Regions from separate parts of the Mus musculus genome. Here all the other regions are linked to region 3. Evidence: chromatin loops called from intact Hi-C (ENCODE). Cell type or tissue: left cerebral cortex. All regions are shown on one strand. Links, peaks and the distances in the headings refer to the core of each region. The heading gives the core; the rest is flanking DNA.

Region 1 (5,755 bases), core at 1,061-3,560, 96 kb after region 3:
CCTCTCACATGCCCTAATCCAGATCATGTAAATCATGTGCTAAAAGCAACAAATACTGAGGTTGAAAGAAACCTTTCAAAATATACCATAAAAAAATTAAAAATATTGGTTGCTGTCTGAGTCAGCTGGGATAAGTTGTAGCCAGTGACTTAAACTTTTATAAAACTCTCTTAAAGATTTCTGTAAAATATACCCTATTCCTTTTGGATGAAGCACTTTGTGAGTGACAGACACGTGAAGTTACAAAATACACACACACAAACACACACTAAAGACACAATCACACACAGGGATAGACAAATTTACAAGACAACATTTATTAAGCAGGAACAGACTCAGACTCACACAACAGACAGACAGACAGACAGACAGACAGACAGAGGATGGAAGACACAAGAGGGCGTGAAGCAGAGAATTCAAATCTGTCTCGTTTTTGGTTAAATAACTCCAAGGGTAAGTACTTTTTCTTCCATTACTATGACACACCTGCATGATTGGTAATTAGGAGTTGATCACTATTGCATTCAATCTGTGTAAGTTTAGCACAGAATAACTATCAATAAATATAACATTACTTCCTTTTCTTTATTTGAAATTACTGAGCTTGATAGTGATAGTTAAATATATTAGCTTAGTGGGATGGTTTAAAATCTAAAAACTGTTATACTGGAGTGTGTTTGCTTGAGCAACCATTCTGACTGACAGAATAAGAAAATAAATCACCTAGAGCAGAAATTCTTGGTTCCTGTAACCTGATAATGCTTAAGATCATAATGATAGGATTTCATGAAAGGCATTTCTATTTCATATTCATCAGTAAATTATTTCACATCCCAAGAAACATTCGTATAGTACAAAAACCTCAGAGTGTAGCACCTGCTTATAAAATTTCACTTATCCTAGCCCTGTTACTTTTTGCCAGGAACATGATGGGCTAATCAGGGGTAGAAAAGGAAAGAAACAAGCCTGAAGGGTTCCCCTGGGGAGCGGACAGCGAACAACAGAACAGACACCTGGCCTATTCTGAAAAACAAAATTCTTGATTATTTTGTCTTTTGGGTACTGACACAGTGACTAGTCAGTGTGTTGCAACATGGATGAGTATTGGAATGAAATGGAAATCTCCCTTTTAGGGATCAGGATATAAGCACAGAGAGAAAGACTGTGCTCAGCAGAGGGGAAAATGAGGTCTTTCAGGACAAAAAAAAATGCACCTCACAGAGAGGAGCTGGTGCTGGAGCAGGGTATACCACAAAATTGTATTAGATTCCATTGGTGGCTCTCCAGTTGTTTCTATTTCTGCACTTAGCATTCTCCGAGGTGAGCAGGAAAAAACCAGCAAGCTGGGGAGGGATGGGAAGAAGAAAGTAGGTTAGACACTGCATGTCCTTCAGTTTGGGAAGTGCTGCATCTTCACTGCATTAAAGATGGGGTGGAATCATGTGAACACGACCCAAGAATGGTCCCTAGGAGAAGTTGGCAACCCTAACAGTCACTCAACAAACAAGAACCTGGGCTGGAGAGATGGCTCAGCAGTTAAGAGCACTGACTGCTCTTCCAGAGGTCCTGATTTCAATTCCCAGCAACTACATGGTGGGCTCACAACCATCTGTAATGGGATCTGGTGTGTCTGAAGACAGATACAGTGTACTCATATGCATAAAATAAATAAATAATTCTTTTTTTTTTAAAAAATAACCTCATTCTGAAACAAAATTCTGACAACCCGAACCAGCTTACAAATGAATCCTTCTTGGGTCCTCAAAACAAAACTGTATCATGTTTGCTGGCATGCTGATTTCAGTCTTGTAAGATCCTAAGCAGAACGACTTCATCAGGTCCACAGCTGAACTGTGTGATACCAACTACCACTTAAACATTTTGCTCAATGTTAACAAAAACATATTGTGGCAAAGCAACTCTCCATGATGTGATAAAAAATTAATTTTACCCATTCTATTAGACAATAAACTATAGAATCAAGTCAATATATATATATACATATATATATATACATATACATATATCACAAACATAATAAGGAGGTCAAATTCAGAGATGAATTAGAGAAAGGTCCCAGCTGTGGATCTGGAGTATTTGTACTAATCTGATATATAATCTTCATATTTGAACACTAATGCTGGTTTGCATTTGGAAGACCCATCTTTAAGGAAGTCCCTGATACACATTACTAATCATCCTTTCATATCCTCCATGCAGGTGCTCAATTAGATATGTCAGCACCTTTGAATTTGTCTCTTTGGTGCTGAGAGCTGCCTATTCAGCAGGAACTTCCATTCATATAATAAAGAACTACCCGGAGATCTTTATTATGTCATAGTAATTCAAATTAATTTGTAAGAGGAAAGCTTTAAATCTTGTCATTTATCTCTGCTGGAAATCCACCAGAGAACATAATTTTAGAGATCTAGGAGCCAAGCTCATTATTTCCAAAAGCACAGCTGTCATTTACACTAGCTCACAGCAAGTTCATTCAATAAGATGAAGCTGCCTTTCCATTCATGCATTCATTTCCTGGGTAGTTTGTTCTATTGTCCATCAAGCCACAAATGTAGAACTGTGTTTCCGTTGTGTGCCTTCCAGACTCCTCGTGATACCGTGAGTTGCATGAGGCAACCGTGTCTTTCCTTTTCTAATCCTAGGGTTGTTCTCATTAACTTCTTATTTAAGCTGTAGTCAAATTTATAAAACATGAAATTCAAAATCTTGAATACCCTAAAAGATTAATTCAGCACATCTACCCTGCTGGGGAGCCAATATCCAGAAGCCTTACATCATTATAGGACCCAGTTCCTCATGACTGTTGTCTGTCACCATTGTGCTTTCTATCTCAATGAATAGACTACTATAAGCAATTCATAGTAGTGGAAAGTATAAAATTTTTGTTTATGACTATCATATTAGGCTGAGCATTATGCCTTCAAGGACTGTTCATTTTTTTACAACTGTCAAAGCCCTTGTCCTTTTTATAGCTGAGGACGTTTCTAAATGTATGTATATGCTACATTGTGCTACATTGTGCTTATCTGCTCCTCCACAAGTATATTCTTGAATTGATTCTACTTTTTGTCTATTGTGAATAATTCTGCCCTGAATGTGGGTGTATAACTATCTTACTTACTTCTTATCAGCAGGGTAGGTTGAAAAATTGGGAAAGACCTAGGAGGAGTAGGGAGATGGAGAGTGACTGATGATAATACACTGTAGGAAGTTCTCAAAGAACTAATAAAAACTTAAAAGTAAGTATATTTGTTTATGGCTGTCTCATCTGTTGTGAATCCTTGAGCATCTTGTTTGGTGTGTATGTCAAAGGCCCAACCTCTCACCCAGTACGTTCTATTTGCTTTAAAATATTTACTAAAAACCAAATATCATTTTTCTTATTAGCCCAGGAACTACAATGGAAAAAGCATGTCTTTTGCTTTCAGATAGTTTAGTCTTTAAGAACACAGACTGTACATGAATCACATTGCTACACATGTAACAGTTACTAATTAAGAGCACAGACTATTAAGAATTACATTGATATACATGCTACAGATGATGGAAGTGAAGCAGAATCAGGCTGGGTAAAGGAAGTGAATATAGGGAAAATAGCTAGCATGAGCAAGTGGGATGGTAGAAAAGTATATTAAATCAGGATGACTGTGGTAAGCTGGCCACAGTGAGGAAGGAAGCTGGGAGGCATAGACGGCAGCTCACTGTTTCCTAAGCAATGGTCAGGAACTTGGACTTCAGTCTGAAAACTTATAGGGAATCAGTAGGAATAAATGGTAAGTTGAGTACAAAATGAGAATATTGTCTGATACCCAGAGTGATGAGCTGCTTAAGAGTGCTTGTGAATTCTGCCTAGACTACAAGTGCACTAAGCTGGCAGATAAACAATAATTAGTGGGATTCAGAAACCAAGACAACAGGGCCTATGGAAGGTGAAATTTGGGGTCCGTAGTGTGACTCTAAGGCTCACATGGACTAAACTGCAGATTAAGATTTGTTCTTGAGAATACTGCAGGGAAAATGAGAAGTCCTATTTGTCAAAAGAAAGTAAAAGCCCAGACTCAAAGGAAGATAAAATTACTCATTGTACTGAATCCAAATGGACTATCTGGTAGGTTTGGGAGCTGTCACCAAAGTCACAGTCATTCATGAGGACTCAGGAGCTTCACCAAGACCATATTTCTATCAAAACTGACTATAGTATTCCCCCTTGGCTTCCCTTTATCTTTCTGCAATTGTCGAGCGCGCCCAACTGGCCAGGAAGCAGGACGCCACAGCAGGATCCTTCTGCACACGTTTATTCAGTCCTATTTCTTCTTGTTTATATCTCCCTTGTTTATATCTCCCCTGTTTGTATCTCTCCCTCGTTTATATCTCCCAATAATAACAATCCTCTCTCGAATAATAATCCTCCTCTAACCCGGGCCTCTCACTCTTATATACTCTCAGTTCCCATCCACGCACAGCAGGCCACGCCACCTCACCAGGCACGCAGCTTCAGCTAATCAGGGCAGCAGGGGCAAATCTCCACCAAATTGGATTCACCTGTATCCTGGTACACCTGCGCAGCACTCAAGATGTTTGTGTCTTATATGAGGAAGTCAGGTGCAAGTCATATGACTTAGCTGCAGTCCCTGGCGCCTTTAGGACTGCCGCCACACCTGCTCCTAACAATTCCCCCTTTTTTCTTTTTTGGCAGAGAGAATGTCTGTAGATAGCCCCCCGCAGCCATGCCCCTTACCCGTCCTTGGGTGACAAACAGCATTGGTTTGATCCCTGTCTTAGGTTGGTGACATGCCCAGGGAGTCTTATCACTGACTACCTCTCTATTATGCCAAGCCACACCTGGGGAGATTGTGTTTTGCTTGCGGCAGGTGCATCAAAAGGCCAGGATGTTAATTAACTTATGGCCAGATCTTAATTGCTGCAAGCAAGCCTCATGGGTGAAGGTAGAGGTCTGATCCCCAGTGTGCAAGCATAGGGGCCCTACACAAAACCATCCCTTAGGCTCATCACCCAGAGAGGTCTTGGCCAGCTCCCGTGTCGTTTTTCCTGGGGGAAGGGAACTAGGACACTGAACCTTCATGCAATCAGACCTGCCTTCCACAGGATGCCAACAGCAAGCTATCCTCTGTGCAGTGCTTAGCCTCGCACCCCAAGGCATAACGCAGCATAATTTCTTTTAGAGCGGCAAACCAAATCTGAGGAGATTGTCCCGCCTCCACTGCAGCAAAAGCCTACGCTACCATGGCTAAAGTGCGGGCCGCACACTCTGCACCTAACACATGTGCCAAACACAAAAAACACACACACACTATAACAAGCATACATCCCAGGGCTCTCATCCCCGCTCATCTTCCCTGAAGCAAGGGATAGATAGCCAGAGAGGCTATCTCTTTAAGGGGAATTCAGGGATCAAAAAGCGTGGAAAAATTTGAATGTCATGTCGAGCTGGTATCGGCTTCTGGAATACCGAAAGGATCTCCCATCTCGGCTCCATTGTTTGTGCTTGTGGGATCATCCACCACATCCACAGGGGCAACTGGATCAGGAGCCTCATTCTTGCAGCGTCTCACCAATCTCTCCAGCACCCAAAGAGGTTCCGTCTGGTCCTGTGGAAACACACAAACAGACCCTCTCGCCCACGTCAATACCAGATCCGGTCGATCCCCAGGGGAGATGGACACAATACCTCATAGTGATGAGACCATAACCTCAATCACCTGTGTGTGTCCAT
Region 2 (5,755 bases), core at 1,507-4,006, 110 kb after region 3:
ACAGGACATTTTTAGCTTTTACTAACAATATGGGACATATAACCAGAGCGGGGTGCCATTAAGAACAGCAGCATACTGTGTTTTGAGCCCAGATCTTTAGCTAACACACTGTAAAGGTCACAACTCATTCAACCCGAGTGAAAAGAACAGTTGTTCACCCAAGACTTTAATTTAAAAATGGCTTGCTTGCTCTTCCTGAAAAGATGACTTCTTGGAAATAGATAAAGGAATTGGCTGAGAGCTGGGTTTTTTCTGCCCCCACACTCATTGATATTAAGATTATATTGAGTTTTGAGTGCACTCTGGATCCAAGAAATACTGGTTGCCAGAAATCCCAAGTGCTCTCAAAACACACAATAGGAACTTTCAGTAGGATGTGTCCTTCTGGAGAGATCTTGTCCTATTTATAGTCTTATTTCAATCAGCCTTTATAATTTTTAATAGTCTAGTTCCAAATAAGGTTTTTATTGTCAGCTTTTTTCCTGTAAAGGAAATGAAACTCCCTAGTTAGTCAAAGGCACAGAAAGGGGAAACGTCCTGTTCAGTCTTCACCTCCAAGTTCCCTTACACTGGTTTCTCATTTCGGATGAGCACCAGCTACAATTCCACTCTTGTCCCTTAAAGGCACAGAGTTTATTTCAGATCTCCATCTTTCAACCAGTATTCTCTTTATATTAGAGACTCAAAAGAAACATTCTATTAGAGAGTATACTGGAAACATGGAACCTGCTCTTTCAGGCATGAAGAAACCTATATATTTACCTATATATTCATGGCCAGAAGCTCACCGCAGGAGCCCCTCATCCTGAGACATTGTATAATAATATTCTAACAAGTTATTCCACATCAAAATGCCAAACAGATTATACAACACGAAATGAATCCCTAGACTGTAGTACTGCACACAGATAGCAGACAATGAGTTTGAACTAACTCTGCCCCTGGACAATAGAATGCTATGCTGTCTATACAATTGTTTTAGCCAATTGTGCCCTTCCCCCAGCCTTGAGCAGACTAAATAGACCTTAAGTGTTTGCCAAGTTGGACCTTAAGGACCCAGGTGGAGTCAATTTCCTTCAGGAGCAGACTGCCTGCTGAGCTTGCTTTGTAACATAATCCCAGCTGACAGAAAGCAAGTCAATCCAGCTGGAACAAAGGATGGGTCTGTGGGCTCCCCATATCTATATAAACACAGCGCGGACTATTAAACTTTGAACCTTAGTCAGAGAACCTTTGTCTTGACTTCATTCTTCTCTCCCATCCCGTCCTTTTTCATTTCCAGCCCCCCTTTCAGGTAACCCAGCTCATCCACGGCTGCTGGACTGCTACAGCCAATTATATATCTTGAATTGCATTCATTTGCCTATGGTATTTCTAACATTCCTTGTACTGGCTGGTGAATCCACTAGGTTTGGTAACTGTTTTTAAGAATGTATGAAAACATAATTGGAGTAAGAGCTGATAATTAAGGTGTTTCAGATCCTAATATCAGACTGGAGTATATACTACAATATATATGAGTTTACATTTTCAAGTAAATGTGCTTAACCACTTATATCCCATAATTCAAGTGAAGTATTTTACAGAAAGTTATCATATAAGCAATGCATTAATATCTATTTATTTATTTATTTATTTATTTATTTATGTTTTATTTATTCACTTAACATTCCACTCACTACTCCCCTCCTGGTCATCCCCTCCCACAATCCTTCCCACATTCCCCAACCCCTTTCTCCTCTGAGTGCCCCCTCCCCTGGGTATCCCCCCCTAGCCTGGCACATCAAGTCTCTACAAGCTAGGTGAGGCTAGACAGGGTAGCCCAGCTAGAAGAACATACCCCATATACAGGCAACAGCTTTTCAGATAGCCCCTGTTCCAGTTGTTCAGGACCCCCATGAAGATCAAGCTGCATATCTGCTACATATGTGCAGGGAGGCCTAGGTCCAGCCCTTGTATATTCTTTGGTTAGTATTTCAGTCTATGAGAATCCCAAAGGTTCAGGTGAGTTGTCTCTATTGGTCTTCTGGTAGAGTTCCTATCCTCTCCAGGGCCTGTAATCCTTCCTCCTAATCTTCCATAAGAGTCTCCAAGCTCCATCTACTGTTTGGCTGTGGGTGTCTACATCTGTCTGAGTCAGCTGCAGGGTGGAGCCTTTCCGAAAACAACCATGGTAGGCTCCTATCTGCAAGCTAAACAGACTATCATTAACAGTGCTTGCTATGCAAACTTTATAACTGTGATATTAAATAACATCATCTAAAAGCAAGTTGTTCAAAGGTTCATGCTGTGTCTACTCATGATAGAATAGAAGCTCATATAATTTTATATTTAAGCAAAAACTAAAACAGTTAATTTGCTATTGTTAGGAGAAGTCAGTGCTTCAAAGACTAAAAGATTTTTCCAAGACACAGAGTCAGAGATGGAACATGATTCCAACTGAGGTCTGACTTATTTCAATACTATTTTCTACTAACATTCAATTAAAACTGTGATCCTCAGAAAAACACAGTTGTTTCTTTTTTTCCGTTTTTTTTAAATTGGATATTTATTTCATTTCCATTTCAAATGCTATCCCAAAAGTCCCCCACACGCTCCCCCACCCACTCCCCTACCCACCCACTCCCACTTCTTGGCCCTGGTGTTCCCCTGTACTGAGGCATATAAAGTTTGCATGACGTATGGGCCTCTCTTTCCACTGATGGCCAACTAGGCCATCTTCTGACTCATATGCAGCTAGAGACACGAGCTCCAGGGAGGGGGGGTATTGGTAAGTTCGTATTGTTGTTCCACCTATAGGATTGCAGATCCCTTCAGCTCCTTGGATACTTTCTCTAGCTCCTCCAGTGGGGGCACTGTGATCCACCCAATAGATGACTGTGAGCATCCACTTCTGTGTTTGCCAGGCCCCGGCATAGTATCACAAGAGACAGCCATAACTGGGTCCTTTTAGCAAAATCTTGCTAGTGTATGCAATGGTGTCAGCATTTGGAAGCTGATTATGGGATGGATCCCCAGATATGGCAGTCTCTAGATGGTCTATCCTTTCATCTCAGCTCCAAACTTTGTCTCTGTAACTCCTTCCATGGGTGTTTTTTTCCCAATTCTAAGAAGGGGCAAAGTGTCCACACTTTGGTCTTTGTTCCTCTTGAGTTTCATGAGTTTAGTGGTGTGTTTGGGTGACCTGGACTGAGGGAGGTTGGAGTGCTGGGTTCTGATGATGGTGAGTGGTCTTGTTTTCTTTTAGTAAGATTCTTACGTTTACTTTTCCCCATCTGGTAATCTCTGGAGTTAGTTGATTTAGTTGTCTCTGGTTAGAGCTTGTTTCTCAGGTGATTCTGTTAGCCTCTATCAGCAGACCTGGGAGACTAGCTCTCTCCTCTGAGTTTCAGTGGTCAGAGCACTCTCTGCAGGCAAGCTCTCCTCTTACAGGGAAGGTGCACAGATATCTGGCGTTCGGAACTCCCTCCTGGCCAAAGATGAAGGCCCAAAACAGGACCTGTCCCTGAAGCTGTGTTGCTTCGGCCTGTCCCAGAAGCTGTTAGCTTCTGTAGTCCACACTCTCACCTGTGCAGAATACTCTCGGTGGAGTCCCAGAACCAAGATGTCTGCTGCCAATGCTCAGGCAAAGCGCTCCCGGGCCAGTTGAACACCTATCCTCTAGCACAGTTGTTTCTTAAATGAGAAACTTCAGAAATCTACAATATTTTTTAATTATATATTTAATTAACTTACAATTTAAATGCACAAGAGACAAGGAATCAAAACAACCAGTATAATGGCATTGATCACACTGGACAATCTCTAAGAGGTATGTAAACATGAGTAATTGTTAAATTTCAACAAATTTTACTATTAAACTAAAAAAACTGAACCAGTGAATTCATTTCAATAACTCTGAAATTTATCTACAGCCTTTTAAGCCAGTTCAGAAACAGAGGGTAAAACAATTCCCTAATGATTGTCAATAATTAAAGAGAAAAATCATAAATCAGTCTCATGACTTCCATGCATATGTATGGATATGTGATGTCAGGCTTTGATGTAATTTTCTAGCACATATTTATGATATTTATAGCTTCATTTCTTATATATTTTTCCTTCTTTCTTATATTATAGATGGGAATAAACAAAATAAAGTCAAAGTTTAAAGCATATGGCTACATACCTTTTATAACATTGACTTCTAATTATATGATATGTTCCTTGGAAATTCTATAATTTGGTGTGTTATCAAATATATGATATCCTTGAGGATGTCCTTCCACAGTAACATTTGGCAGCTAAAGAGGAATTTACATATACATTCATGTGTAGGGATAATCTCTTGTGCACTGTGTGGAAGCATTTCCTGTAATAAAAAACTGATGACCAATAAGCTGAGGCAGGCAGGATTAGATAATAGGACATACATATATCAGAGAGAGAAAAATACTCTGGGAGATAAGCATGGAAAAAGATTCCCATCCCAGAAACAGAGGAAATCTGATGAATGAAACTGTAAAATGATAACTAGCCATGGGCCAAACATAGAGCAGTATTAATAAGTTAACCTAAGTCACAAGTGAGTTGGAGAACAAGCCTACCTTATGGCCCAGACATTTTTTAATAAATAATAAGCCACTGAGTTGTTATTCATGAACTCAAGTGAGGGTGGAAAAGCCCCTGATTACATTCATGCTATCTAAGAAAAGAGGAAACAACCACATATCTCTTTTGTGGGGAAAACATTTACATACTAATGAGACATTTTATTCAGAGCCAGTGAAAATTACTATATGCAGTATTTTAAACTTTCGAATTACGACAAATCAAACAGTCCTATTACATAATTTAAATTTTTGTCAAAAAAAAAGCACATGTTGGGACAAAGATGTAACTCAGTAATAGATGTTGGCTAGCATGCACAAACAAGATATAAGCATAATCCCAGCATGAGATTTTTATCTAAAACTGTCTAAAAATATGTCTAAAAGTATGTCTAAAAATATCATGTTTGACTTTTAAGTGGGTTTATATTCAAACATTTGACACTCTTTGACATTCCTGACTAAAGTTATTTTTCCCCAAAGATCCATGATGTGTCAATATTTTGAAAATCATTCTGGCTTTCTTCACAATGTAAATAAATGCATTTTTTTTTACTTATTTCAGAAATCATTACAGATCCTTCACTTGTTTATAATTTAAATAAGTAATGCTATGAGCAAATTTTAAGATGAGAAGTTAACTAAACTAAATGAAATTGAAAAAGTTGTACAGTATAAATAATAAATCTAACTCCCAAAGAAGTAGACTTTTTTTTATTACGTATTTTCTTCAATTACATTTCCAATGCTATCCCAAAAGTCCCCCACCCCCTCCCCCCCCCCCACTCCCCTACCCACCCATTCCCATTTTTTGGCCCTGGCATTCCCCTGTACTGGAGCATATAAAGTTTGCCTGACCAATGGGCCTCTCTTTCTAGTGATGTCCAATTTTCTGAGGAACCGCCAGACTGATTTCCAGAGTGGTTGTACAAGCTTGCAATCCCACCAACAGTGGAGGAGTGTTCCTCTTTCTCCACATCCACGCGAGCATCTCCTGTCAAATGAATTTTTTATCTTAGCCATTCTGACTGGTGTGAGATGGAATCTCAGGGTTGTTTTGATTTGCATTTCTCTGATGATTAAGGATGTTGAACATTTTTTCAGGTGTTTCTCAGCCTTTCTGTATTCCTCAGGTGAGAATTCTTTGTTCAGCTCTGAGCCCCATC
Region 3 (5,755 bases), core at 1,219-3,718:
TTTCATTCATTATAATTAGGGACAAATTTGTTTACTTTATAAAATGCTGGTGTTGATGCATCTGATCCTGTTCCCCTTCCTTCTCTTCTGAAACTTGAATGTAACAAAATGAGAATATGAATGGTGATCATTAACCATCATTCCGTGTGCAACAGATTTTACAAACCAGACCACCACCTCCTAGGCTGCTGGTTTAACAAGCCTATATAGAAGGTTGAAGACGTCAATAACCAGTGATTTTCATTAAAGCCAAAACACATGACAAAATGCAATAAAACAATAACAACAAGTTTGGCTAGGTGCTTAACATTTCATAGATTTGTATATGGTATAATGGTATAAGACTCTAAGTTTGAAATTATTAAAGAAGGTTTAGTTTTTTTAAGGAAGTTTTGATTTCAAGTCACATTTTATCACTATTTAAGTAGAATGTTATTAAAAGACTTTATATTAGATTCTCGGTTACACATCCTCCTTACCTTTATGCAGTTTCTCTCTCTCTGAAACATGGGCTTTGCTCTATTGTGGATAATACTAAGAGTTGAAAATGGGGACTGAGAAGAAGGCACAGTGAAGAAAATCACTGCAGAGCAAGCATGAGGACCTGAGTTTAAATTCACAGCATCCACATAAAAGCCAGGGGTGACTGCTCATGCCTATAGCACTTGGAAGCAGAGACAAGCTGGTGTTTGAGTCCTGCTGCCTAGCCATGGCTGAACTGGTGAGCTCTAGAATCAGTGAGCAACCCTGTCTCTAAAACAGTAAAAGTAAGAAGAAATAGAAGATATTTAACTCTAGTCTCTACATATATGTACATGCACACACACACACACACACACACACACACACACACACACACTTAAATATAAAAATAGTCAGGTTAACTCATTTCTTCTTCTTAAAGAGTGTGAATCACTTTAAAAGGAGATTATTTCTATCTATATATCTGTCTACCCACATACCTATATTATTTGGGGACTGTTATGTCTGCACTCAAGGCTATACACTTAATATTATAATATCCCATTTTGATTTTAGCTGATTGATAACATACTTTTACACAATATGAGAAATTACAGAACATATAGCATAAGCATTTCATAGCATTTACATAAAATTGCTATTGGGGATATTGAAATTAGTATTTTAATATTTGTTAAAACATAGCAGTCATTAGGTCAAATATCATTATTTATTTGAAAGTCCACAGTTTGCTTCTTAGAAATCAAATATATTTTTTTAAAAATATCCTTCCCCAAATTAAATTTTTTTCTTTTTAAAGTCAAATAGTCCATGAAGTTCCTTAAATTACAAAGTATTTTTCATTTGTGAATGTACATTACTTATTAGAAAACAATAAGAATTGGGTCCCTGTTAAGCAAATACACCTCTGTGACTTGTCACCTTATAGTTTGGGCTGTTTGTTTTGGGGTCATTGTCTTCACTAATCTATAAATGCCTTTAAAACTCTGAGTCATGTATTTCATACTTATACTACCAATGCCTAAAATACTTTTATTCTTCTATTTGATTGCCTGAATAAATGAATTAAGTTAAATGATGGGAAAAACTAATATATTCTTGAAACTTTGGGTCTTTTTTCTTGTAAATAAAGCAGATTAGAGTTGACCTTTGTACAAGCAATTGGTGGCACAGAAAATCAGACTAGTGTGACTAAAGACAAATGTTGAGTATGCCACAGATCATCACGAAAGCTTTGTAAAGAAAGAGGAAGAAAAAGGCATAGCAGACTAATTAAAAGCAACACTCAAAGCTCTGAACTTCGGTAGGAACAAGGCATGCCACCAAGGGCAGCACTCAAGTCTTCGATTAACACTGAAAACTCCAAATGAGTCCCTGCATCGACAGAGATCAGATTTGAAGAGATACTTTGTTCCACGTCTTTTGCTATTTATACTTGTATTCATTTTTAGGGTAAAAAGACAGTGACAATGGGTTCTGGGGCATGCACAGCAAATTTGCTGCAATGTTTGCTTGCTGAGTTTAAACATCCCCAAACTAGATGCAGCAGAGACCCTTAATAGCCACAACGCACCCAGCAGAAAATGTGAATAAAGAATTAAGGAGAGTTCCATAAGGCATGTTACTCTCTCTGTTATACAGTATTCATGATTCTTTTAGCAGTATCTTTCATTCATCTTCTGGTACTTGGAGTTATACTGCTGGAGTATGCTGATAGGGTGCCACCTACAGTCAACAAAATAAGTTTAACCTAACTGTGGACATTTCTGAGGTTATAGTTAACTGTGCAATAACACTCTCATCAATTTGCATTAGAGTAAGATTACCCACCATGCCATAGTACACATGTGGAGGTCAGAAAAATAACTTTCCAGAGTTGGTTCTCTCCTTTAACTGGTTGAGGTAGGCTTTCTCATGCTGTTTCTATTGTGCTGTGATACTCCTGGCTAGCTGTCCCGTGAACATCCAAGCAATTCCGTCTCTGCTTCTCATCTTGCTGTCGTACCATTTGGATTACAGTCACATGCAACAATCTCCAACTTTTTCACATGGGTTCTGGGAATCAAACTCAGATCATTAAGTTTGTGTGGCAAGGGCTATCCAACCCATCTATCCCTATGGCTCATATTTATATGCCTCTCTAGACATAGAAACAAAAACTTAAACCATAATTGATGTGGGCTTTATTAGAAACATTCTGCTAAATCCTGTATTTCTTCATTCGGCCTCAAAACTTGATTATTTTATAATATTTAGGAACAGATATTATTTGCTATTGATATTTGTATAATTATAACTGATACTTCATCCTCATTGATGAATACATATATATATATATGTATACATACATATATATGTATATATATGAACATCAAAACTATATAATCATTGAAAAGAATGACTCAATAGGTTCTTAAACATTTAATAATGCATTTACATTTCACCTATTAAGCCCATTGCTTGATTTGTGTCAAACCAAAATATAGCTTATATTTAACAAAAATCTGTACAAGAACATCTATAATAACTTTATTATAAATACTAGGGATGGCACATAAGGGAATTGATTTTAGTGATAGAAATACCTGGCATCTGTATTATGCTGGTAATTACCTCAGTGTACAATTTTGTCAAATATCATTCAAATATATTTTTTAAGTGGGAAAGTTTCTTCTATGGTAACCATACCTCAATAAAGTTCATTTAAAGATATTCTGGTCACTTATAAAATTACCATAAGGAAAGATATTTTCTTAAGAGGAGTTGAAAAGCTGTACCTAAGAAAGGAAAATAGAACTACTAAAGTCTACAATAACTTTGATTTCTCAGCATTCAGTGTAATGAACAATGCCATGTTGATAGCAGCACTTTTTTCCTTCCATACTTTCTAAAAGATGAAATTTCCTGCCTCCTGGAGAGGGGAAGCAGAGGGTTAGAGCAGCCAAGAATGACACATAACTCTAACAGGGCTCATTCATATCTTTTATGGAACAAATTTCATTTTCAAGGTGCAGACATTTCTTAGTTTTATTTAGAAAGTCATTACCAGATGAGTGATTCTTGTTAAAAGAGTACCTTATCGTGACAAAGCTCTCTTTAAGTAACATCTATTTATTTCTTCTGAACAAAATTCTGGCTTTCACTACAGAACAAAGAACATCACAGTATTCTAAAACTTTGGGGAAAATCTGTCTTATTTTATATAACAAGTCATTTTATAGGCAGTAAGTAAAGAAGCAACTATTTATGATACATGGAATGCTTCTAATCCAGGATATATGCACCATCCAAGAAGTATTTTTTAATATCTATCATTCTGTAATCCTGACATGAAAAAGGTATTATCTATCATCTTCAAATATCATGAGCCTCAAAAATACAATAAATAGGAGACATATATTTAAGGCATAACCCACATAAAAACTGTTTGTGATGATTATCACAATGATATATAAATTTATATTATAGTATATAATACATCTCAACAATTATATTATGTAATATATATTTGGAATTATATGACCTACAACATATATGTGTATACATATGTATATGCAAACACACACACACATATATATATAAAATTATATTGCCTACAATATCTAACATGTTGTCTCTGCCATCACTGGTTTCAAAATACATAAAATTATTCCCAGACTGTGAAAGAAATGTTCAAGAATAAGTCTGTGTTGTTATTGTGAATTTATTTAATTTTCTATTTATAGATTTTCTTTTTTAAGGTCACCTCAAGACTCAGAACTTTAAAGACCGCAGAACCAGAACGATCTGACCCATGCCAAATTATAAACAGTTGTGTCATTCAATAGGTAACTGCAAAAGAAAAAATGCAATTCCTCACCATCTGATAAGAGCTGGCAATAGAATGCTGCTGGAATTGTTTTCCAATAGATAATTAGAGATAAATATTATATAGCCAGGTAGGTACAGATGAGAGTGTAGATACACCGATAGAGAAGTAGAAAGAAACATGAATGATTTTTCTGTAAAATTTTGACATATACAAACCTGAAAACAAGACTATCTTTTCATTAATTTACAATACAATTTATCATTTTATTTTTTGAAAAAAAACAGATTTTTGAGCATTTTAAAACCATGTAACTTTTTAAATGTGTAGACATAATATCTAAGTCTTGTAATAAAAACATATCTCAAGGTAAAAGTAGAGCTTCAAGGATATTTTAGTGGAAAGGGAAAATAAAGCAGGAAGAAGAAATACAAGTGCCCACCACAGACAGTGAGTTACAGGAGTGGAGGAGTAAGTCTCACACGTAACCATGCAGTAGCCTGTTTCGAAGGCACTAGAAAGAACACAGTGTATTGTTATTTCTAAGTTCTACAGCACTTATGGTCTTTTCTTTTTTCTCTGGCAATTTATACTCATATACACTCAATGTTTACAATTTAAACCCTCACTGGCTTCTCTCCCTCCTCTCCCTCCTCTGTTAAACCTTTCTGCTTCTAAACAAAACTACTCTTTACTTTAGTGTGTGTGTGTGTGTGTAAGAGAGAGAGAGAGATTGAACTTAAATATCATCACTTGTTTGCATGACTGCAATTTACTGACTTACTTACTTACTTACTTACTTACTTACTTACTTACTTACTTACTTACTTACTTACTTACTGGAACATGGGCAACTCATCAGTTGCCTCATCACTAAAGACAATGACACATTCTTCCTCCTAGCACCCATTATTTTTCCCTAATCCCTCAGGGAAGGGTAGAGTCCTATGAGCCCCTCTGCCTACATAATGAATTGTGACAGGTGCAACTTTGTGCAGGTCAGGACAGCTACCATCATCTCTTCAGTGTGAGCACATCGTCAGCACTCCTCTTGCATTCTTTCCATCTGCCTCTTCCCTAATGTCCCCTTAGCCTAGGAGGACGTGTACTAGAATTTCCAACAACAAATTACAAAATTACTCCTCGTTATGTAAGATAATGTTGATGTTTATTTAACCAAAGTATTAGAAGATCTTTTATGAAAAGGACTAAAGTTTCCCTTGAAAAGAAAAAAGTCATGAATATCTGTTGAAGTTTGGTCTTTGGCTGTATATTGTAATGCTCAATAGTACCCCCAGTGTCTGTTGCCCCTAGGGATGAAGAGATTCTCATATACACCAAGTGATGCTACATAACCTTGCTTTGTAATTTAAAACTATTGGTTGAATAAAGATGCCAGCAGCCTATAACTGGACAGAAGAGACATAGGTAGAATTTTGATTCCTGGGCTTGGGGACTGTACTG

Evidence for each region. Hi-C counts contacts between places; a loop is a spot of excess contacts. Peaks named below come from ENCODE experiments on the same cell type or tissue, not always from the same donor. Only the 100,000 strongest peaks of a DNase experiment are listed, where the experiment ranks them.
Region 1: a loop joins it to region 3, with 2.4 times the contacts of the local background. A loop is called at or near these places in 2 of 42 quality-filtered maps.
Region 2: a loop joins it to region 3, with 2.6 times the contacts of the local background. A loop is called at or near these places in 2 of 42 quality-filtered maps.

Annotation. Positions count from the first base shown.
Region 1 is chr1:65,541,148-65,546,902 of GRCm38, reverse strand. No RefSeq gene overlaps it. Among named protein-coding and RNA genes, the nearest start is that of Pth2r, 230 kb to the right of the region's middle. In left cerebral cortex, for the core only: no CTCF peak of the experiment used is centred there; DNase peaks (open chromatin) are centred at 1,359 and 2,533.
Region 2 is chr1:65,531,226-65,536,980 of GRCm38, reverse strand. No RefSeq gene overlaps it. Among named protein-coding and RNA genes, the nearest start is that of Pth2r, 220 kb to the right of the region's middle. In left cerebral cortex, for the core only: no CTCF peak of the experiment used is centred there; DNase peaks (open chromatin) are centred at 2,109 and 2,784.
Region 3 is chr1:65,636,866-65,642,620 of GRCm38, reverse strand. No RefSeq gene overlaps it. Among named protein-coding and RNA genes, the nearest start is that of Crygf, 290 kb to the left of the region's middle. In left cerebral cortex, for the core only: a CTCF peak has its summit at 2,196 (motif pointing left); no DNase peak of the experiment used is centred there.